3 separate regions of the Mus musculus genome follow, and all the other regions are linked to region 2. Evidence: chromatin loops called from intact Hi-C (ENCODE). Cell type or tissue: heart. All regions are shown on one strand. Region 1 has its middle 8.6 kb from the start of Ssbp2. Region 2 overlaps A830009L08Rik (RIKEN cDNA A830009L08 gene). Region 3 holds the start of Gm46434 (a long non-coding RNA gene).

Evidence for each region. Hi-C counts contacts between places; a loop is a spot of excess contacts. Peaks named below come from ENCODE experiments on the same cell type or tissue, not always from the same donor. Only the 100,000 strongest peaks of a DNase experiment are listed, where the experiment ranks them.
Region 1: a loop joins it to region 2, with 4 times the contacts of the local background. A loop is called at or near these places in 30 of 42 quality-filtered maps.
Region 3: a loop joins it to region 2, with 3 times the contacts of the local background. A loop is called at or near these places in 3 of 42 quality-filtered maps.

What each region holds. Positions count from the first base shown.
Region 1 is chr13:91,448,522-91,456,521 of GRCm38, reverse strand. No RefSeq gene overlaps it. Among named protein-coding and RNA genes, the nearest start is that of Ssbp2, 8.6 kb to the left of the region's middle. In heart, no CTCF peak of the experiment used is centred here; a DNase peak (open chromatin) is centred at 4,961.
Region 2 is chr13:91,367,502-91,375,501 of GRCm38, reverse strand. It overlaps A830009L08Rik (RIKEN cDNA A830009L08 gene), which reads left to right. Exons shown (of 3, transcript NR_045161.1): 2 at 2,146-2,310; 3 at 4,078-6,512. Among named protein-coding and RNA genes, the nearest start is that of A830009L08Rik, 17 kb to the left of the region's middle. In heart, CTCF peaks have their summits at 3,113 and 7,158; DNase peaks (open chromatin) are centred at 1,191, 3,151 and 4,441; H3K4me3 peaks cover 1,836 bases; H3K27ac peaks cover 4,445 bases.
Region 3 is chr13:90,926,610-90,934,609 of GRCm38, reverse strand. It overlaps Gm46434 (a long non-coding RNA gene), which reads left to right and starts at 2,929. Exons shown (of 2, transcript XR_001781017.1): 1 at 2,929-3,583; 2 at 3,789-4,700. In heart, a CTCF peak has its summit at 4,579 (motif pointing left); no DNase peak of the experiment used is centred here.

The DNA of each region.
Region 1 (8,000 bases), 81 kb before region 2:
AACTAGGAAAGAAGATAACATTTGAAATCTAAATAAAGAAAATATCTAATAAAAAAATAAAAATAAATTAAAAATAAATAACTAAGGTGTGCCCACATCCTTTTCTATCACAAAACATTTAATATATTCATTAGTACTCAATATTTAGTAAAAGATTTTTATAGCCTGTTTTCTAAACTGAGTAAACTGAGTCCTGACAGAAAGATGTGAGCATAATCTGAGATACTAAACAAACAAAACCAATTCCAATAAGAGAACCCCACGTTCCTGGCTGAGCATCCCAGACCACAAAGCCACACCTCTTTCTCTCAGAAGTGACTATTCCACAGAGGAATGTGAACAGACTCTGAGATTTATTTTATTTTATTTTTGTCACTCAAACTACCTTATGAAAGTTCACTGGGGGGAGATAGACCAGCAGGCTGGGATTCACTGAATATTCAAATGCCATAGACCAGAGTAACCGGGTGCCTGGGGGTGGGTGGGGGTGGGGGGTAGGGGGTGGGGGGGTTGCAGGAGAAAATCTGCAGCTTTAATACTGTACAAATTTGGCTCTTTAGACAAGAATGAGATGAAAAGGGCCTCCAATTAACATTTCACACACTGATGGTGGTTTAACATTTGTTAATCTGAGGCAATGACTGTTTACTTAACCTATTGCTCTGGATTTTTAAAATTCCAACTTACATATTCATAAACACTGACCAGTGGGTTTGGAGGGGGGATTCAGATCTACCAGCTCCAACAGTTCCACTCTAAAAACCTCTAAAAACCTAGGCTTTCTCTTTTTAAAAATATGTTTCATTTTTAATCACATATATGAGTCTGTTATGTAGAAATGTGCGCGTAAGTGCAAAAGGTCATAGAGACCAGAGGTGTTGGGTCCCCTGGAACTGGAGTTATAGGCAGCTCTAAGCCTGACATGGGTGCTAGAAGCTGAATTTGGATCCTTTCCAAGAATGATACCTGTTCTTCACCACTGCAGCCCTCGCCTGATCGTTTCTTAATATCAGCAACCATCTGAAATCTAGTAACTTGGGATAAAATTATCCTGATATAAAACATTGCAGATAGCCTGAAGATGAAGGGAAATTTTTTAAATTAAAACCTATACTACCATGTATGGCAATTTCATACACTTTAGCACATTTTGCAAAACAATTTCCAAGTGTTACAGTGTTCACTAGCTGGAGTTTGTCATTAAATGTTGGGAGTATATAATAGGAAGTGTGCCAAAGAGTATTCTTGATTCAATGATGTTACTGTATTTTGTGTGTGTGTGTGTGTGTGTGTGTGTGTGTGTATTCCTAACTCTTCACAATCATCTTTCACCTAGTACAGTTATGCCAATAGTATGTCTTTGCAGACTCAAAGCTATCAAAAGTCCCAGTATCAGGAGGTGGACTGTGTCACTCTCCAGACAGTGTGCTCCCTTCTGTTGGAAATAGAAATACATGGGTTGTGGCAAATTACCCCAGCCTTAGAGCTTACTTAGTTATATGTAAGTTATATGTAAGTAAGAGCTTACTTAGTTATATGGAGAATAAGTGTGCTACACCAAATAAACTGTTTACCATTGCCTACCATAAACAATCTGATTTTAGCCATTTATACTTGCCAGAGATATAGAGAGCACTTGAATACTATATTTAGGGGTTCTCAAGTGTTTAAAGAGCTTTGGGTGTAGCTTGGTAGAATGTTTGCTTGACATGCAGGAAGTCCTAACTTTGATTCCCAGCACTGCACAAAACAGCTATGGCAGCACATGTCTGTAATCCTGGCACTCAGGAATTGAAGGCAGGAAAATCAGTAGCTCAAAGCAATCTTCAACTACATATCCAGTCCAGGACCAACGGGGCTTCATGAGATCCTGTGTCAGAGCGGGGGAAGGTCTCCGAAATCAATTGGGTTGCATCTTATGTATCATACACAGTACAGTAGCCCCTGGGGACTTGTGTGTGTTCTGGGATACTGATTACCGTGCATCCAAATTATCCCTTTATATCTTTAGGTGATACAGGTATAGTTTCATTATTAGACAAAAAATGTTTATCATTCATTGTCATCAAGTTTTCTGATTCCACGGACCTTATTTCTTGAACATAAATTCTAAAGGTGGGTGTTATGGTAAATCTCCAACCAAAGTAAGCCCATGCAAGGAAAACACGACTCAGTTAATATGAATATAAGCTTCGAGCCTAGACTGGGCAGTTCTTCCACTACACTACTATATTGCGCAGCTATGAGATCCCTTATAACTTGTGCTTTCTCCAGGCTTCTGCTGGTGAAGAAGGAGGGGAAGGAGGGAGAGGAAGACCGAAGAGGAGGAGTTGGAAAGAAAATGGAGCAGCAGCAACAGGTTGGGGCAGAGGTGCCCCTTGCCATTTGGTGCTGAAGCATAGACAATTAGCAGGACAAATGCCTGAGAGCTACTTCCAGGTTCTCAGAGTTACATTGGTTATGGCTAGAGGAGCCTAGGTTAAGAAAGTTAAGATAGTTAGGAAAGGATACATTTCCATCTCAGGGTTCTATGTTGTTCTTCTCTAAAACCTTAGAATTATTGGTTCTTGGAGGAGGAAAAACTCACCATTTACACTAGTGAATACTGTTTTAGAGTTCATGTTGTTTGTCCTTTCTGGGTGAGGGGTAGTTTTTGACAAGGATTCTGGCTTCTGGAATAATCTTTGATCCTGAAGTGCCGAGAAATTAGAGGATACAACAGCGCTCTATCTATTTCTCCTGGTTTGCCAGTCTGGTCCTGTTTCCAGAAGCAAGATAGGTAAAGTTCCTTGTGGTGAGGAAGGTACCTGGTCTAGAGAGGAGTGTGGTCTCAAGCCCAGGCCTGAGCTCTTTCCCAACCATTCTTCTGGAAGCGTCACCTCCAGATTTCAACTCCCTCTTTTGATTCCCTTTGTATCCTGCATTCTTTTAAACTGGATCAACAGTGCTCAGGATGGTTTTGGCCACAGCCTTGGATCCTCTTAGGACATGTCAGCTCTGTTGTACAGTTGGGCTTTTTCTTCAAGGAAGTGTTTATCACTTCTAGCACAAGGAAATACATACCACGGTGTTACCTCAGAAACCCTGGTACATGCTAGAGAGCTTCCTTTACCGCAGGATGTGAGAAGGTTGGGGACTTTGACTGATCTCAGCTCAGCTTCCAGTCAGTATAAAGACCCAGACAACACTGAACATAGCCTTCACCCCTTCACCCTTTCCTGCGCCTGTCTGTTTTCCTCAGTTATTTTTCCTCTTCTTTCTTTTTTCCTTCTAACTGTTGGAAAATGGACAAAATGTGAAAGAAATAAGGAGCTTTAGTGGGAATATGCTACACTGGAAACCTCTATTTTTGTAAGCCAAAGTGGTTAGACTTCTAAAAGCACCCTATGGTTCAGCCATGTAAGAAATTCCATTCTTGTATCCCATACTACAGGTTCATGCGCTAACTCAAACATTTCAAAAAGTATGCCAGGTACCTTTCTACTTAATTCTCCTAGCAACTGTTTGTTTGTTCGTGTTTTTTTTTTTTTTAATTTGAGACAGTGTCTCACATAGCTTAGACTGGCCCCAGACTCAGTATGTAGCCAAGGATGACCTTGAAGTAATAATCCAGAAGTAGATGGCAATACCAAAAGGTATTGATTACAGGGATGCACATCACTCTTGCCACATTTATGCATAACTAAGTTCAAATAGCAGAGCTTCATGCATGCTAGGAAGGTACTCTACTGAGTGAGCTGCGTCCACCTGAATGCAGGCATTGTTTCTGTAATAGTCTTTCACACACTAGTAAATGACAAGATTGTGATTTGTTCCCAGGTTGCCTTATCATGATCTGTCAGGAATCTGTCACACAGACCATGACAACCACCCTTGTCTGTAACATTTAGTCCATTGTGTATCATAAGCTTCTGGAAGGGCAAGCATCTCTGAATTCAGGTTAGATTAAGCACATAAGAGCAGAATGCATAAGCTATTGCTTCAATATGGTGGGCTGGGGTGTATTGAGCTCCTGAAGTTAAGTCCTCTGATTGGGCAATAATCCTGAGTCAGTCTGCTACCTTTGAGCCTCGTCCTTAGGCAGGCTCCTCATTACTTCTCATTTTTACTACTTTGAAGGATACGCTATGGCTCGCTATAAGATACTAAGAGGAGAAATGCCAGGCAGGGGTGGCCCATGCCTTTAATCTCAGCACTTGGGAGGCATAGGCAGGCAGATTTCTGAGTTCAAGGCTAGACTGGTCTACAGAGTGAGTTCCAGGATAACCAGGGCTATACAGAGAAACTCTGTCTCCAAAAAAACAAGACAGAGAGAGAGACAGAGACAGAGACAGAGAGAGAGACAGAGACAGAGAGAGACAGAGAGACAGAGACAGAGAGAGACAGAGACAGAGAGACAGAGAGACAGAGACAGAGAATGAGGAGAAATGACAACTGTTTCTTTTTCCCTATTTAAAAGAGATACATTTCTTCCTTTACTAAATGAAACAGTAGACTCTCCTTTGTCTTTGCACTCATTATCTTGTTTGTTCCTCTTTCAGATAATATTTACATCTGCGTGTCTGTATGGCCCATGATACATAAAGCCTTAATATGGCAGTCTTCAGTTCACATTCCCCTTAGGAAGAGAGGAAGCTGGGTGTTTCTCTGTCCATTTAGTCATCCGACCATACATGACCTTCCTCTGGGGACTGGTAAATATAAAATCAAAGACCAGGTATCCTGGAGCTCTGTCAGCAGGCTGCAATCTTCCCTGTAGAACTTGTGTTGTTTAGCTATGTGCTTCTGTCTGGTTTTCCTTTCCTCTTGGCCTTTGTGTAACTCACAGTTACTTTTCCTCCTTCTCTTGCTTTATGGCTTCACTTCCTCCTTCTATTGTTATAGTTGTCTTTTTTCCTCTCATCACATTTCCTGTTGTCTCTCCAGCTCAGTGGGGCCCCATCCAACTCACACACTGTCTGGCCTCAGACTCATTTTGGTCTCAAGGGAGAACAGTCTTGGGCCAAATAATCCCAGTCCCCGGGAAGCCCACAGAAAGATCCTGGAGACTAAGTATCCCAAAGTTTTCCTCTTATTGATTTTGTCCTAGAGTGAATTCCAAGGATGCCTAATTAAGGAGAGAGAGAAAAAAATATTCATCCTAGTGTCCTTCTGGACCCAGACCATTCTGAACTCTGACAGCACTGACATCCATCAAATCAAACAATGAAATCAACTTTGGTTACTTAGCATAATAAACTTGTAATACTCTATTAGTGAGGGGATCAATGTCTCCTGTCTTGGAAATAAACATCAGAGCTTGGCCTCAACATTTAGGTAACGGCAGAGTCCATTATTTTGTGGCAACATTCGATTACATTGACATCAAGACAGATTTATTAAAATAATAAATAGTACATGATTTTCAGCCTTTCATTTCCAAACCTCACCACTGCCGTGGCCAAGGTGATTTGAAACCTGTCATCTATATCTTTTACTTATTATCGATGACCTCTGTTATTGCATTTTTGTTATCTGGCAGCTTATACGCCAAGCAATTTTTAAAATTAATTTGTAAGGTGGAAATTTTAAGTTACTTAGCAAGAACAATGCCAGTAATAAGGAGAAGGAGTACCAGAGAGTTAAGGGTTGGAGAGGTTTCCTGGCATCGTATGTGAGCAGGGATGACTTCAGATGTGCTTTTCAGAGTCCCAGTGTGGCTAACTGCAAAGGCTCGGTTCCTTCTTCCTCCTCCCAGGTTCCAGCCCCAGGGCCTTTGCCCTAACTGTTTCCTTTGCCTGGAATGTTTTTCCCTCTGCTTGTTCTCATTATTCAAGACTTCTGGAATGTTAATTCCAGAGATATATTCTCTGAGAGCCCCTGAAAGATGTCTAATACAACACCCTAAAATATGCTTAATCCCACATCTTCAGTCATCCCTTGATCTTTCTTCTTCTCTTTATAGTCACACACGGGAGATCTAGGACAGCATCTAGTACACAATAACAATAAGTATTAGCTGAATGATTCTAAACATCCTAGCCCCTTTTCATGTTCCCACTATTCATGCCAGCCCTCTACCCACTCTCATAGAACAGAGCTTTTTACATTCTTAGGAAGAAAAAAGAATGGACAAAAAAATCTCAGCGCCTGCTTAGATGGTAAAGTTTCTGAGTCCACTTTATTGCTCCAGTATCCAAACTGATTTAGCAGAATTTGGGTGAGCAGGACATACAAGAGAAAAACATTCCCTCTATTTTTCAGTCACAGATTTACCTGGCTTGGAGTTCCAAGGGACTCGGTGCTGCTGACAATAAGGAAACAAACGGCACATGTCAGCAGATTTTTTTTTAGTAATACGTTTCATCATGGCTCTCTTCTCCATACTGCTTATAGGCCCGTGAACTCTTCCCTCAGAGTTTATTCAGGCCAGCCTCCCGGTGCCTATAACCCCTGGCCCTGGCAGATTATACTTATGGATGCATTTCTACCTCCTCTCCTAGTGCATGAACTTGCAAATTACCTATGTGATCCCAGACGTCACGGTGTCCCTACAGCTGGATGCACACACCATGGAGAAGACAAGTCCGGTCTCCAAGCCCCACAATTCCTACTTCAATTTGTCCTTTGCTTTGGGGAATGCTCTTTGCTAATGTGTCTGGAATTCAACTGTAGCTCCATTTGCTGAACCTCCTCAACGTGGCTTTGGATACGCTTGCTCCATCAGTTCCCAGCTCTGTGCTCTTATGCAAGTCTCTAAACCTCTCTGTGCCTCAGTTTCACCAACTGCAAACCAAGACAATCTTACTCAATATGTATTAAGGTTGTTCTGAGAGTCATGCGGGAATCACTTATACTGGGTTTGGCCCAGAGCTTGGTACATTCTGACTGTTGAAAAAATAGCTGTAACTATTCCTTCCTCTGTAGATCTGGTCATAGCCTATTGGGTCTGTAACCACACACAACCAGATTGGTTCACTTGTCCAGGCTGCACTGCTATGAACTCAAGCTCCTTTGGAATCATTCCATTCTCATCTCTTGCAACCTGTAATGCAATGTGTGTGTGTGTGTGTATGTGTGTGTGTGTGTGTGTGTGTGTGTGTGTGTGTGTGTGAGAGAGAGAGAGAGGGGGGGGTGCCTTTTACTTAACTGAGTTTTCATGACATCTCAGCCCAGTGAAACAGAAGAGCAGGATGATATTTGTCAGCATCACCCAAGATGTCGATTCTGTGTCTACTCGTGAGCTCTTTTTAAAAATGCAGCCAATGGTGAATACAACACCAAATTCAACAGCTTTTATTCCCCTGGTAGCAGTTGTTCACTGTAGTGACATCGTTTTGAATTTCACAGGCTTGTGGATGACAGTGGGAATTGTGATGTCATCTAGTCACATTTGCAGAGAGGGAGTTGCCAAAATGTCTGGTCTGGATTCCAGCGAAGAAATTCTTTCTTATCTTTGGCTAGACATAGTTCCCTCTCTGAATCAGCTACAGCAGTGGGGGAACATCAGTGCACGAAGCCTACTGGTCCTCCTCCTCATAATAAGCTGACATATACTCTGAGACAGTCATCAAGTAATCCTCTCCTCCCAAAAGAACAATCAAAATATTTATTTGCATAGCTAATATCACAACAGCATAGGCAGCCAGGCAAAGTTGCTCTCCTGTGAATAACATTAGCTTGTAGTTCATGGCTTAGGTGACTGCTCTGGAGTAGAATAAAACCGTATCTCCAGACTTCTGGTCAATTAACATTCAGCTTTTTTTTTAAGTTAGCCTGCTAATTAGAACACTCACCAAATATGCATTTAATACCTGTACTGTGTAGCATTGTGCTATATGGTATTTTGCTAAACAGTAGAAAGGATTCAAAGAAATAGTCACTCCTGTAAAGAAATTTAGAGAAAGGTACAAATCTGTACTGCGTACCCATCATGACTGGGCACTAAAATAAATGTGGAAGGTACACACATAAGCTTTTTTCTTTGTGGAACTCAGTCTATAAAGAACTACAGTTTACAT
Region 2 (8,000 bases):
GTGTCACCAGGTAGTTGACAAGGGAAGGTGATGCTGTCTTTGATGCATTTCCCCCATGTTGTCTCCCTGAGAATGGAGTTAGGCGTGCTAGAGTCTCACGTAACACCAAGTTGTATCATTTACTATTCCACACATGCCCCTTACCGGCAGTCAGGGAAACTCAGACGAGAATACTGCATCTAGGACTTGATTGTGATGGCACATGGCAAGATGTCAAGTATCTCCAGAGGTCTTAGATGTTTGGCCTATTGCCATTTGAGAAATGACTTCCCAAGGATATCAGGGAAAACTTCTCAAACTGGCTCTTGAAGTAATTCTTAATGCTTGTCTTGGACAGGTGAAACATCCTATGGTTTTATAGATTCTGCAAGCTCTTTACTGTCTCAGAACTCAAGGAAACTTAATTTCCAGAGCCAGCAAAGATACATTTATATACATATTTTTTTAAAAAAAATGTATTTAGTTTCATTGCTTTATGCTACAAGACTTATCCTTCTCATTAAAAATGCCAGAAACACATCATTAAAATGTTAATTTGATTTGACTTCTTGAGATAAGCATCTAGAGAACATGGTTTGTCCCCAAATGAGTGGGACATGTGGCCCTATAGTGGTGGGTGTGAGAGAAGGGCCTCCACCACCCATCCAGGTTCTGAGCAGACGACATGCTTTCTTCAGCATTCATGATTCTTATTCTCTTGATAAACATTAAATTCATTTCTAAGAGAAAAGTAAAAGTCAAAATATTTTTGGCTGGTAAGCATACGTCTGTGAGCACAGACTTCTTGTTTGTTCTGCCTCCCTCACAACTTCTCTGAGCTGGAATGGGAGAAAGCTCCCTCCAAAAGGATATGACCTTGATTTGCAAATCACCAGCAGGACCAGAGCAAAAGTTAAAACTTTGCAGCCCCGATGTCACAGAAGTATTCCTTTCTATTTGCCAAGAGGGGGAAAAAAAAAGTCCCAACTCATGGCTTGAGACCTTATTGTAAAATGTAAATAACATTTTAATGAGCACCATGGAAGAGTGAGCTGGGCCAGTCGCCCACCACTAAAGGGCTGGATTTACGTGCACCTTGGGTAGTAATGAAACTAGTTTGGTGGTCTTCGCCTCTGTAGTAGACATTTTCCCACATTAGCAAACCAGCACAGGATTTCATGTGATCCCATACAAAGGGCAATTACAGCTCTGCCCAAAACCAGAACTGGAGTGTGGATGGGGTGGCTGGAGGAGAAACCAACAGAGACATAACAGGGAGCCTTTTAACTCAAGTTAAACTCCTGCCTACACTTAAGGAAAAAAGGGGCAGATAATTCCAGGTGCATCTTTCTTTCTGTCCACCTTCTGCAATCTCAAATGCCATCTGAGGAACTGTCCTCTTTTCTACTTCCCTCACTGTCCGTGATCTTCCTTCTCTGAGAAAATATTCTCAAAAGCATGGACTAGAAGCCTGTGCTGACTTCTGATAACTCCAGCTCTTGGGGCTATGAGGGTGAGTACCCATATCCAATGTAGATTTCATGGGAACTGTACTCAGGTCTTTCTTACCACTTCTGATCCCAAATTCATCGTCTCTAACTAGGTATATCTTGCTTTCCCTTAACCCAGGCAGAGCCCAAATTCCTACAGAGAAAATACCCGCCTTCCAGTTTTACACCTGTCTACATGAGATCATTAATGGTAAAATGTCCATCTGATAAGCCACGCTGTGATTACTATTGCTTTTGAAAGTGTAAGTGAGCATTTACAAGACACAGGGAGAAAAGCAACTCCAGACTTAAGTTGCTAGATTCTTGACCTCACCATACTTCGTTCACAGTCGATCTGTTTGGAAAAAGACTCAGCCAGTGAATCTCTTAATGACACTATCTGATTTAAATCCGATAGCCTCTGTGGTAAATTGGGAGTCTGTGTCTTTTTATCGTCACCTTTGGAAAAATTGTTCTAACCCCAAACCATCAAAAACAGACAAGATCCTCAGAGTGGTTCAGGGCCATTCCACTTGGGATGCTAAGGACAGGCAAGCAGTACAAACATCACCCACCTTGGGATGCCCTGACTCAGATATAGAGTTATCAGAGCTTTTGGAACTTTTGGATTTGGGGAGTCATTCATTAAAACACATTTCTTTTCTTTTGATTGCAGGTAGAGTTCCTTGGACAGCCCAGGGAAGGACCTCCACCTTCGTTGCTCCCTTCTCCTGTCCCCCCACCTACCAAAACACAGGAACCCCATCTTCAGACAGAAGGCATGCTGCCTCATGAAGGCTCACAGTTCCAGCCCTTAGAACCATCCAGAGGTTAGACTCAGGTTTGTGTTCCCAGTGGCAGGATAAATGTGCCTTTCTTGGAGCTGAGCCTACTTTGCCCTAAGGTTACATTTCTACACAAGGAAGCCTTTTTAAAGAGTAGTGCTTCAGGCCTCCACACTAACGGTTTGTGTCTGCCATCTTAGAAAAAGGGAGCCCATAATAAAACTACAGGAGCCAGCAATAGAGAATTACAACCCCAGAATGAGAGGGGGTCTGCTTCGGCCCTGCTAAATGCTGAGCCTTGGTCTCTCTGAGGAAGAACAAAAAAGCGGAAGGAATTTAAGTCAATTGTCTCCTGGATTGCCTTAGCAGAGACCAGGAAAACAGGGTGCTTACTAAGGGTCTACTGACTCTTGGCCACTACCCTGGTACTAGACAAGCTGGGAGGGAAACGGTTGGGGGTGGGGCGGGGGTGGGGTGGGGAGAGAAAAGTTCATGTAAGTCAAAGCAGCCTGTGATGTACAAGCATCCAAGCTAGAGGCTATGTGTATGGTGCTGTGACTCAGAGTATAGCCAGTTCATTTTCAGATAGTATGGAACAAATACTACTAAAGATCTCTGGGTGCCCCTGATAGGCAGAAATGGCGAGAACATCAGAAAAAGGGCTGGAACACAGCAAAGGGGCTGGAGGAAAAACAAAGGTAGTGGCTGATAGGTTATCTCCTCCTGGGTCTGAATCCAGGCAGAGAGAGGGGAAGGAAGCCCCCAAGCAGACCGGCCTGCTTTGAAGAGAGAGCACAGGGTTGACAGAGAATAGAGAAGGCACTGCGGCCACCTGTCCAGCAGCTCTGGTTTTGGCAGTGCGGTCCTGATGCCTGCATTGCTGGACCCAGCTTGAGAGCTTCCTAAAATATCCCTGGGGCTGATGCAATAGCAGTTTGTGGCGGAGCTGCATTGCCATGTGGTGATGGAATAACCTGGTGATGTAGAGGGAGCCTTTTAAGTCTTCGTGGGATCTGACCCAACGAGCCCTACTGAGAACAAGCCAGGTGGCACAGTGGTTAGTTCTCCGGTGTGGGAAGAATGGCGTTCCCCTTCACCCATCTACATCACTGCTCAGCCAGGGCATGGCAACTCTCAGGAGGGCAGTCCTGAGCAGTCCTGAGCAGTCCTTTCACAACCCTTCAGCTCTCTGAATGTCAAGAGATGCAAGGTTACCTAGTCCACCTTCACCCTGAAGAGAGCCCCCTGCTCTAGAATACCTTCTGGGTGACGACCAACTTGTGTTAGGGAAAGGAAGAGGAGCCCCTGGTCTGAAAGAAGAACTGAAAGATATTAGGACACAGTAGCACCCTAAGCTAGGCTATGGTCATCTCCAAATAAAAATGGTTGCTCAAGTTCTATGCCAGCTCTGGTTGTGCACAACAATTTGAATTTTCCATTGTGACTTCATCTTGCCAAAGAGTAAAACTCTTTTCTCCCTCTCCCAGGCCATTCTGTCTCTTAGAGGGTCAAGTGGGTCTGGCCCGAAGGGAAAAAAAATCCCCTTTACTAAAATGTAAAGTGCCAATCACCCCTACCTTCATCCCCACCCCTGATGCCCAAAGTGCTCAAAACTAAAATCTGCTGCATCTTTTCAGCAAGTAATCAACACAAGTTGAAAGACACATGCTGTTGCATTTCTGATCAGATTGTATGTGAGGCAGGAAAATATACTGCCCCCGTGCCCCTCCCCGCCTCATTTTAAAACATTTTTTTGGGGGGTGGCTAAATGCATGTCTGTTTAAAGAAGCCACCAGGCAGTGCCTCTCACTTTGTCTTGGCAGGGCACAACCATCAGACGAAGTGGGAGGAAGAAACATTAACTTCAACAGCTGTTTCTTGACCCCGGCTGTCAGTCTTCCCAAGAATAAATTTTGGAGAGTCCTATTTGAAACAAAGAGGGAGTTTTGGGGGAGAGAAAAGTTGGTTGGTTCCAGGGCAGCCGCCCAAAGAAGCAGGGAACAAGATGTTTGCAGTTACCACGCAGCCTGCAAGCCTCTGCCGGGTGCAGGCAAGGAGCAAAGTAACTTGAAAGCTCCCCTCTCGGCGCCCTGTGCCTGCAGCTTCCCCCCCTAACGCGCGCCCAGATCCAGCGCCGGTGGTAAGAGCCGAAGCTCGACTACAGTAATTCCCCAGCTCGGGCGGCTTGAAACTGCTCGGGCTGAATAGCATTTGCTGTTCCGTCCTGTGGCAGCCTCCCGCCGCCGCTGCCGCGCTCCCTGCAAAGCAGCTCTCATTATCCCGGAAGTTGTGCTGACACAGTCTCGCTGCCACCAGAAGTTTGTCAACATCAAACTTCTCCTGTGTGGGGTACGTTCACCTTCCACGAGTATTTAATCGAGCCAACAAGCAAACAAACAAACCCAAATAAACCTGCCCGTGATGTCATGGTCTTTTTTTTTCCCCCCTCTCTCTTTCCTGGAAAGGCTGGGGGCTTTTGGGAATTTGCTGGTGGGCTCTGAGAGCGACTGTGGGTTTCTAGAGGCTGGGTTGGGGCGGGGGGCAGGGACCTGCTCGAGTGGGCAGTGAGAAAGGGGCTGCGGGGCACTTGGGGCTGGAGGCTGGAGGGCTTGCAGAGAGAACTGGGGCCGAGCGGCAGATTGGTCCTGCAGCCTGTTGGCTTCCGCTTGTTTTTGAGGTTGCACCAGTTGGGCGAAGGTGGCTTTGCATCCTAGCCCCGCCACAAAGGTTATTTGAAAGCAGTGGCTAGGCAAAGTAGAAGAGTGCCTCCCCACCGCCTATGCCCACTGTGCATTTAAAACTCTTACAGGACGTTTAAACCTTTTTCGGAATAAAGGGCGTTGAGGTCATAAAATGAATTTTGAGACTTCACACTGCCACACAAGGGGAATCCTGGGATATAACCATTTCTGTCCTTAGTGGGTCTGTTCAGATACCAAGATGAACTCTCTAAACTTCAGACTCCGTGCCCTTTCAGCTCTCCTCTATAGTTTAAGTTGCCAGGCACCTGGTTTGGGTGTTTGTGGTTTACAGTTGCTCCCCACTTAGATGCTTGGTGCTACCCCCAAAGCTAGGGTGAGGAGTGGACAAGGCAGCTGGGATGAACCCTTTCCCTTTCATACATACGTTTAGACATTCCATCCTGCTCAGTTTGGGTGGGCCTGAAAGAACTGAGAGGGAATGGGCCTTCTTGAAGCTTGGGCACCACAGTTTTTCCAGCAAGGGGCTGATGAAAGGAGTTGCTGATCCTGACTTTGGATTTAATTTCTGGGGGCTAGAGCTACTGCATTCAAATCCAGGACCTTAGATAATGGGGGTGATACCCCCCCATTTCCAAGGTTATACACGGGTAACCACAAGGGTCCAGTGTCTCAACAGTGGGCAGACCAAAGCCTGGCTCCTTGAATTGGAGTCGTATCCACAGAAGAGACAGCAGTATTCTTCCCTATCCTCAAAAATAAATTTGAGTGGAAATAAACATCTCCGAAGAGAAATTATCCAACTCTACCCTTGCTGGAACGGGGAGGAAGTTGAATCCACTTAGAGAGCCAGGAGCTAAGTTTTTCTTCTTGCTGGTCTGCTGACTATGTGTTTAGAAAAATTAGCCTGTAGGCGTGGATCTTCAATAACAAGAAGACACTTTTCTTGTTTTTCAAACTAACCTAAACAAGGAAGTTGTACTAGCCTCCAGGGCTCAGTTTACCTCAGACATGGACCAAACCAAGTAACGACCACGGAGGACAGAATGCCAACCTAAGGACTCTGGGTAGCAGAGGCATTTCTCAGGCCTGGAATGTGCTTTTGGCAAATACATAGATTTAACTCCAATCATAAGGCAGGATGCCCTCACACATATGTAGTCCCACACATAGAAGCCACACCCAAAGCACAAGGGAAAATGTGTTTTGCTGAATATACAGTTGCCCTCTAGAGTGAATTTTTCTCCTTTGGCCCTGCTTCAAAAAATTTTCAATTATCCAGACTTCTTTTCTTAAGGTTATATTTTAATCTTATTTATTTATTTCTTCATAGTCTACAAATGTGACTCGACATGTACCACAATGAAAGCTGTGAATCGAGGCGAGGTGGAGGACTCCATCTATGATTCCATATGCAGGAATATTTCCTCCTGGTTGTTAATCTGTCATAGTGTAAAAAGCCTGATTTATAAAGGCTGAAGGGCTTTAGCAGAATAAGGTATGCATGGTTCATACAGTTGGGTTTATTTACAAATAAAACTAGTTGGCGTTTCTGTCTTCGATTTCCTAGTTTCACTAGAATAATTTCCATAGTTTCCTGTTTCTCCTTCAAGAGTGATCACAAGGAAACAATTTCTTTATTCAGCGACGTGAGCTCTGTGCGCATCTGGCTTTGGTTACTTTGTAAGGTAAATATCACTAACCGTTCACTGGATTCTTTGGGGATGGGAGGCACTGGGCTTGTGAAGACAGTCTACTATGAAATACTGGGGGTGCAATGCAGAAGAATGGCAAACAACTGGGTCCCGTCACAGGTAATTGGGTCACTATGGTATTCTTGAAAGTGGAGATTCATTTGAAAAAAAGACTTAAAAAGTATTTTCAATTTACTTTCGGTTACATTTAGGTTATTTTAGTCAGTATGGTTATTAGAATTTTACCCCAGGAATTCAATTAGAACAGAATCCTTTGAAAAAATATATATATTCTCTAATGATTATATACTTTACTAATGAAAGTATAGTCTTTTTTTTTTTTTTTGGTTTTGCTAGTTACATTTTAAATAATGAAATTATTGTAATTATTTTTATTTAAGGGCAAAATATCTGTATAGCTAATAGCCAAAGCTAACCAGAGTGCTTTAAAAATTAATGAATATTTATGAAGTTCAGGAGTAGCACAATACTGCCCCTGCCTGCTTCAGGAAAACAAATGTATTGACTCCGTTCTCCTAAAATAACCACCTTTAGTTATCGATGGTTAAAATAAATTTATTGCTAAAATGATTGTACATGATGTAATTTTTGCAATTCATGAGACTTGGCCCTGTTTACTAGGTTTAGATCTCTTTCCAAAAACTAAATCTGTTTTATCTTTTGACATGCCTGAATGCCATTTCTGTTCATTAATTTCCCATCTCAACATGTTTCTCTCTTAGTTTTCTGGGCTCCCCTCCCCCCTTGTTTTAGCGGTTCAAGTACATGGCTCAGGGTTTTCAGGCCTTCGTTTATAGCTGGTATACAGAAAGTAGCATCGTTACTCAGCACTTCCACTCGTCCTAATTTATCTACACACACTGGAAGCTGCCTGTAACATTTCCCAATGACAGTGACAACTGGACGTCAATAAAAGGACCCCACCCATTTCAACCTTGTTTGTATAAAGTTAATACTTGTGTATATTTCTTCTGTAACAGAGGTAAGGCTATTGGTCTGTTGTTGTTTCGTTTTGTTTTGGTTGTTGTTGGTTTTGGTTTTTTCCTAGCTTGTTAAGACAAGTTTTCTAGGCAGATTGCTGGTTAGCTTTAGGCTAGATTTTTTTTTTTTTTTTTAAATCATTGAACACCAGATAGACAAAGGAAAAGAAATATGATGTGAATTTAAATGATCAAAAATCCATTCTTTTAAGATAATTTTTGGTTCTCTAAGTTCAAAATTCTACAGTTTTTCTTCAAGTGAGTTTGTAACAAGAAAGATAGAATCATTTTCAACAAGCTAGCAAATTTAGGTCAAAATTTTCATTCCCTGTTGGGAGCAGGGTGGGATATG
Region 3 (8,000 bases), 440 kb after region 2:
TATATAAGAATAATAATATTTAAAGGTGGTTTTTTTTTTTCAACAAGATGGTTGCTATGGTTTGAATAAGGCTCATCACCTTTGACACTTTTGTTGTATTTTAATTCCCAGTGGTATTGAGAAATGGTAGGCTGTTTAAGAGGAAAACAGATTGTCAAGTGGGTCTGATTCAGATCTCAAAGAACTAGATCAAGTTCTGGTGGGAGCTGGTTGTTACAAAGCATCTGTGGGGGGTTGGATGAGAATGGTCCCTATGGCTCACATATTTGAGTTCTTGTTCCCTGGTTGGTAAACTGTTTAGGAAGGATTAGAAGGTGTGGCCTTCTTGGAGGAGGTATGTCATTGGAGATAGGTGGACAACCAACCTTGTTTACAAAAGTTGAAACACATGTCTTACATAAACAGCCACCAGCATTCCACAAAGCATCTGTCCGTAGGCAAGAGGCTCTTACAGGTTTGTCTGTCCTTGGACAATTGGGAGTTGCAGGTTAGATAGAGGCAGTTGTGTTTTATAGATCTCTTCAGCACAGGAAGTAAAATGTAGAACATAACTTTAGCGCTCATAAATCCTGTGTTAAGGAGATAAATGGGTTGATGAAACTAAAAGAACCCCGGTGCTAAAAGGAGTGGTGACCTGAAGACCCTACTCAGCTAAATTTCCAATTTGTGAAAAGGAACTAAAGCAAGCTTGGGGCTTGATGTGGTGGCCCGAGCCTTTAACCACAGCACTCGCAGGCAGAGGCAGGAAGATTTCTGAGTTTGAACTCAGCCTGGTCTGCACTTTGAATCCCAGGACAACCAAGTTTATACAGTGAAGGAAGCCTTCAAAATAAAGCTGGTGAAAATATATCTGAACCAGTGGGGCATGCTCCAGCCTGAGCTAACAGCAGAACCTGGCAGCTTCACCCATGTGGCTCTGACTTTAAAGTCACAGATACAAGTAAGGGGTTATGGAATCTCCCTCTGTGTCTAGGGAAAACTGCTGCGGCCAGGCATGCAGCATGGGTGCCCCTACATGGAGACCCAGAGAGGCTCTTTGATGAAGCTGTGATGGTGAAGTCTGGATTGCCCTGGAGACCACAGATGTTGGAGATGCCAGAGTCTTAGGACATCTGCCGGGGAAAGCTGCTAACAAGGAGTGGAACCAGCCCAAGACAAAGAAGTGTGTTGCAATCAACAAAGCTGAAAAGAGTTGGAGGCCAGAGAGAGGAATGTGGTGGCTGCAATGAAAGCTGCCCCCAGAGGCGCACAGGGACTGCATTATTTGGAAGGATCAGGAGTGTTTCTTTGTTGCACTGACTTAACTAAGACAGTGTCTCTTCACAGCAACAGGACAACACCTAAGACCACAGGTTAGCTCTCTGTCCCCTCTATGCTCTCTTCCTTGCATCTACCTGCTTTCCTGCTTTCTGCCAGAGGCTGAGTTCAGCCAAGTGCAGCTGACAGTTCCTGAGCAATGAATCAAAATGAACCTTTCCCTTATAAATTAATCCCAGTTGTCTTGTCACAGCAAGAAAAACTGCCTGCTATGGGCAGAGGTGGCTCCTTGAACGTGGGATCTCTACTAGGCAAGGTGATGGTGCTCCAGGAAGGTACCCAGGCTACCTCTGCAGGGTAAGGACTGAACGCTCAGAGCAAGGAGAAGTAGAAAGGGGTTGAACTGTGAGAAGAACTCCGAGTAGATTTAAAATGCTGATCTGCACATATCCCTGCTAGTACCAGAGCTTGCATCTGTGCTGGCTGGGCACTTTACTGTTTACCACTTAGCATCTTTGCAACTTCTGCAAGGGAGTTTGCCCTTCACCCTCACTAATATGAACAAAGATTTCTCAGCAAATCATTTCCCAAGCCTGTGTTCTTGAGAGAGAGAGAGAGAGAGAGAGAGAGAGAGAGAGAGAGCGTGCGTGCGTGCGTGCGTTCGTTCGTTCGTTCGTTCGTGTGCTAACAAGCTCTGGGATGTTAACCTGCCAGCTCAGGACTACTTTAGGTTTTGTTTGGGGTTTTGTTCTTTGTTTCAGTACTAGGATTGAACTAAGGGCCTTGCACATAGTAAGCGTGCTGTTTTTCAGCCTCTTTGAGGGAGGGTTGCCTGGGCTGGACTTGAACTCATTTTGTAGCCCAGGCAGGTCTTGAACTCTTGATCTTCTTGTGTTTGCCTCCTTTGTAGTTGCGACTACTAGCTTGTGCCACGGGGCCTGACTCATTAGGAGCTTCCAGTGGCTGCTCCTTCTCATTGATTCTTGTTCATGGTAAGTTATTGAAGGTTCGGACACTCTTTGGGGGTCTGGCATAATGATGCATGCCATTAATTCCCAGAGATTCCCAACAAAAATAAACTCAATATGTGAAAACAGAAACTAAAGTTGACAAATCTATTGGGAGAGAGAAAGGGGGACATGGAGTTGTGGGGGGAGTAGTCCAGGGAGGGGGAAAGCATGATCTGAATATATTGTATGAACAACATTTTTTTTCAATTAAAAAAAGGAGGAGTCTTCTAGCACTCAGTAGGCAGAGCTGGAGGATCTCTGAGTTGGAGACCATCTGATTTACATGGCATATTACTGGCTAGGACTATATGGTAAGACTCTATCAAGAGAAGGAGGAGGAGGAGGAGGAGGAGGAGGCACCACCTTTGGCCTCTCATCCTCTCGGATGGACCAAGGAGGCCCCAGGCCTCAATGGAGATGGTGTTTGTTCTCTGGCCAGTGGGAAGAGCAGAGGCTGTTAAGAGCAGTAAGGTTGGGTTCCTCATCTCTGGCTTCTGGTGATAGTCATTTTAAAAATAAAGACCACATTCAAAGGAACATATCAAATGTACTTCACATAGTAAACGTGTTGTTATTTTTGAACTCTGCTTTGGGTCAGTCTTTTGTCCTCAATGGTGGGATGTGTATTTGTTCTCAAAAAAAAAAAAAAAAAAAAAAACCCCAAAGCATTGTTAGGTATGAGAATCATAAGGAGATGCACGGCCTGCCGCACATGAGGCTAAGTCATGTATGTGGTTTTGTCACCTGACAGAGCTGTCTTCCAGCAGCATGGCTGTACATGCAGTCTGTGTAGAAATATGTATAAAATCTTCATAGGATGTACATGTATGTGTCTGTGGAGGTAGGGTAGGTATGAGCTGGTTTGTGATCCAGACAGATTTCTAACTTCAAGGAGCAGAGATCTAAAAGTGAACGGGCACATTAGTTCTTTCCACTTCAAAGACTATGTCATGGCTTGGGTACTCTGTTGGCCAGTGAGTTAATGTCACTTTCGCAGGAGGACTTCGGCTGTAGTTAAATATTCTTATGCCCATAGCCTTGGCTATTCTCATGGACACTAGTCTGAAACTGCCCCTCTGGGTTTGAGGGTTTGGTTTTCTGTTTTGTTTTCTCTCATTTATTACATCTTGACCACAGTTTCCCCTTCCCCCAGTGCCCTCCCACACACCTCTTCTCTCTGAGATTCACTCCCTCCACCCTCTGCCTCCCCTCAGAAAAGAGCAGACTTCAACCAAACGTGGCCTAACAAGCTACAAGGAGACCAAGCACATCAAAGTTGGACAAGACAACCCTGTAGGAAGAAAGGGGCCCTAGAGGTAGGGACAGCCCCAGCTCTCACTCTTAGGATTCCCGCAGGAACATCAAGCTACTCTGCCATAGCATATATGCAGAGGACCTTTGACAGACCGGGCTCCCTGAGCTTTGTGAGCACCCATCAGTCCTAATCAGCTGAATCTGTGGGCTGTGTTCTCTTGGTGTCCCTGACCTCTCTGGCTCCTCCAATCTTTTCCTTCTCCACAGGACTCCTTGTGCTCAGCCTAATGTTTGAGTCTGGGACTCTGCATCTGCCATCAGTTGCTGGATGAAGTCCCTCTGGTCTCTTCGATGATGAATTCGCTAGGCTCCAGAGTCCTAGAACTCTCTCTAGGCAGAATAAACTGTAGGTCAGAGGTTGTATGGCTGGACTGGTTTCCCTGTCCCTCCTCTTGAGGTCGTGCCTGGTTACAGAAGAGTGCTGGTTCCGGCCCCGTGTCCTTCATTACTTGGAGTCTTGGTAGGGTTACTCTGGTAAATTCCATGGAGCTTTTATTGCACTGGGTTTCCACCTCTCCCTAAAATGTCCCCCAGTATTTTCTCCCCTTCATCTCTCCTGTTTCCAACCCCTCCCACACCCAGTCATCCTGTGAAATCTGTTCTATTTCCCCTTCCCAGGGAAATCCTTTCGTTCCTTTCCGACCCCCTTGAATCCTCCTTGTTACTTAGCCTCTCGGGGTCTGTGGACTGTAACATGATTTTATTTTACTTTACATCTAACTTTTTGTTTTTAATACAGGGTCTCACACTGTAGCTCAAGGAGGCCTCAAAATTATGTGTAACCTAGGCTGACCTCAAAACCGTGGTAATTCTCCTGCCTCAGCCTCCAGAGTGCTTGGATTACATGTGTAAGATAACATGCTCATGTTCTGCCTCAGGATTTTATAGGGTGTATCAATAAATGGTTTTGCTTTTTAGTCCTCAGTTTGGTCGTGATCTTTAAAACAGTATCACAGGCCTTGCTTTTCCTTTGATGTTGTCAGCAGCGACATCTAGTGGTCTTGTTGCCCGTGCCTTCAGAGTTAGTCCTCTTTTTGTAAAGTATTAAAACTGAGCCCAACCCCACATGTGTTCTGTGTTCAAATCAATCGATATGATAATAAACCTTTAGCTCTGTGACACTTTCTTGGATTTCTTTAAAAGTGTTATATGTCCTGAAGCCATTCCTAGTTACAAAGAAGAATGCTAGCAAAGGCAGCGAGACGTGTTAACAGGAAACCACCGTTAAACAGATCTGTAGTGTTTGGTGAAGCACACTCAATGAGTATCTGTTGCAGACTTGAATTTCATCGGTAATTACAGAGCCAGAGGATGTAGGCTTATAGAATGGAGAGAAATTTGTTCAGAGGCTGAAGGACGATAACATTAAAAAAGTAGCCATTAGGACACAGTCAGTGAGTTTTTAATCTACAAAGGTGAGGCTACCAGTGCCTATAATCCCAGCACTTAAGAGGCTGAGGCAGAAGGATTGCCATGAGTCCAAGGGCACACTGGGCTACATAATGACTGCCAAGCCAGGTAGGCCCAGCTATCAAAACTCTACCTCAAGCAAAGAACATAAATAAATGTACTACCGGCAGTTGTCACTTGACTGTCCCCAGGTCTTTATTTTACTGATGGTCCACATACTCTGCAGCTATACAGATGTTCTTGTACGGCTAGTGTTGTGGCTACCCAGTCAGAATGTATGGAAAATTCTAAATTATGGAACTTTTAAAGCATACAAATGGAGACTGGTGTGATCCCTCCCATACCTAAAAGCCAGAATGAGCACACCTAGATGGTGGTGTGTGTGCTTCATCTAGTTCTTCACTTGTTCCAGGTCCTTAACGCAAATTATAAACATTGTGGCATTTCTTTCTATGGATACAGACATTTTTCTTTGACCTTGTCCATTGATTATTAAATTTTTTTTTGCTCCATTTTCAATCGTTGAACATTGCAATCCCTAAACTTTGGAGTTTTGACCTCTTCCTTTATCCCTGATGGTGGGCTTCAAACCCATGTTGGATTGTAAATTTACCAGAGTCTTTGGGCCAAAGGCTGTAATCAAGCCAGCAAATACAACCAAAGCAAAATGGACAGGTGCAGTTTACAGGTTCCATAGGAAGGATCGGTGACATGGTCTGTTCCCCACAGGGTTATTCAGGGGCTGGGAAGAAATTGGTTCCTAATGTGGTAGTGTTGAGGGTGTTAAGGTGGAACTATCTTGGTCTAGGTTCTGTTGCTGTGAAGAGACCACCATGACCATAGCAACTCTTATAGAAGAAAGCATTCAACTGGGGCTGGCTTACGGTTTCAGCGATTTAGTCCATTTTCATCATGGCAGGAGTATGCAGCCCTCAGGCAGAACATGTTAGAGAATGTAAGTGAAAGTTCTATATCTGGATCCACAGGAAGAAGGGAGAGGGCCCCTCGACCTGGCTTGGGCTTTTGAAACCTCAAAGTTTACCCCACCCCACGCCCCCCTCCCCACACCCCCTCCCCACATCCCCCCCCCCCCCCCCCGTGACACACTTCCTCCAATAAGGGACACTTCCTAATCCCTCCAAGTACTGCCACTCCCTGGTAACTAAGAATTCAGACATAGCCGGGCGTGGTGGCGCACGCCTTTAATCCCAGCACTCGGGAGGCAGAGGCAGGTGGATTTCTTGAGTTCGAGGCCAGCCGGTCTACAAAGTGAGTTCCAGGACAGCCAGGGCTATACAGAGAAACCCTGTCTCAAAACAAAACAAAACAAAACAAAAAAACAAAACAAAACAAAAACAACAACAACAACAACAACAAAAAAGAATTCAAACATATGTGCCTATGGTGGCTTTTCTTATCCAAACCACCACAGACCTAGTAATTATGTCAGATGACTCCACCTGTAGGAATGGATTATTGCTTTCACACAGGAATGATCAGGCAGGACATTAGAGGCTAGTTTTCATAAAAATATATTGTTGTACGTAGACCCATTAACTGCTCTGAATCTCTCAGCTGCCTGTACTCCCTCTGTAGAGATGGCATCCACCGTGACACCCTCACCAAAGCTAAACAAATGCTGGCGTCATGCTCTTGAGCTGAATAAGCTGCTCTTCTTTATAAGGTGTCTCTGGTGTTTTGCACAGCAAAGCAAAACAGACTAAGAGAATCATTTACCCACAGAACCTCACCACTGTGGGATGTTTCATAAACAGTATAAAACCCCACTGTCCTCAGCTGTGACTGAGTGGACGACTAGGGAGCTGGAGGGATGGGCTCAGCTGTTAAGAACACTTGCTGTTGCAGAGGACCCAGGTTTGGTTATCAGCAACCCCATAGAGGTTCACAGCTAGATATAACTCCATGACCTGGTTGGTTGTCACCTTGACATAGCTAGAATTATCTAAGATAGGGAACACAATTGAGAAAACACCTACATAAAGATTGGCTTGTAGGCAAACATGTGGATCATTTTTTTTGATTGATGATGTGGGAGGGACCAGCCCTTGTGGGTGGTGCCAACCTGGGCTGGTGGTCTTGTATGAGAAAACAGAATGACTGACACAGTAAGTAGAACCCCTGCATGGCTTATACCTGTTTCTGTTCTGATCTCTCTCAGGGATGGACTGATAAACCCTTTGCTCCCCATGTTCCTCTTGATCTTTACCACAATAGAAATATAACTAATATACTCCAGTTCTAGGGGATCCAACGTTTCTGGTTTGCATGAGCACTGCACACACATGGTGTACATGCATACATTCAGGCCAAATAATCCTACACAGTAAAAGATCTTTTTAAAATTTATCTATTGTATGTAGGAGTACAGTGTTGCCGTCTTCAGACACCCCAGAAGAGGGCTTCTGATCACATGACAGATGGCTGTGAGCCATCAGGTGGTTGCTGGGAAGTGAACTCAGATCCTCTGAAAGAGAAGCTAAGTCTTAACCACTGAGCCATCTCTTCAGCCTCGTACATATTTGTATTTGTATACGAATGCTTTATCTGCATACACACATGCATTCAAGACTATCAGACCACATTATAAATGGTTTTGAGCCATCACGTGGTTGCTGGGAATTGAACTTAGGATGTCTAGAAGAGCACACAGTGCTGAGGTACTCATATAAAATCCATCTGTAGGAGAAAACTAGATCAAAAATCCTGCCTGATGAGTGTACACACACTATGGGCAAAAGGAAAAGTAGTATAATGGGAATATATTAAGTATATAAATGTGTGTAAAATACATAATGAACACACAAATGACTCTAGCTGATGACAAGTTGCTATGAAACTAGCCAGCACAGCCAATAGTAAAGGACCTACAGTTGGTACTTCTTATTGGATCTTATTGGTAACAGTCCCACTCCCTATGGGCCAAGAATATTCAATCCACTTGTACTTCTGAGTTGCTACATTATACCAATTTCATTATCTTACTTAAAA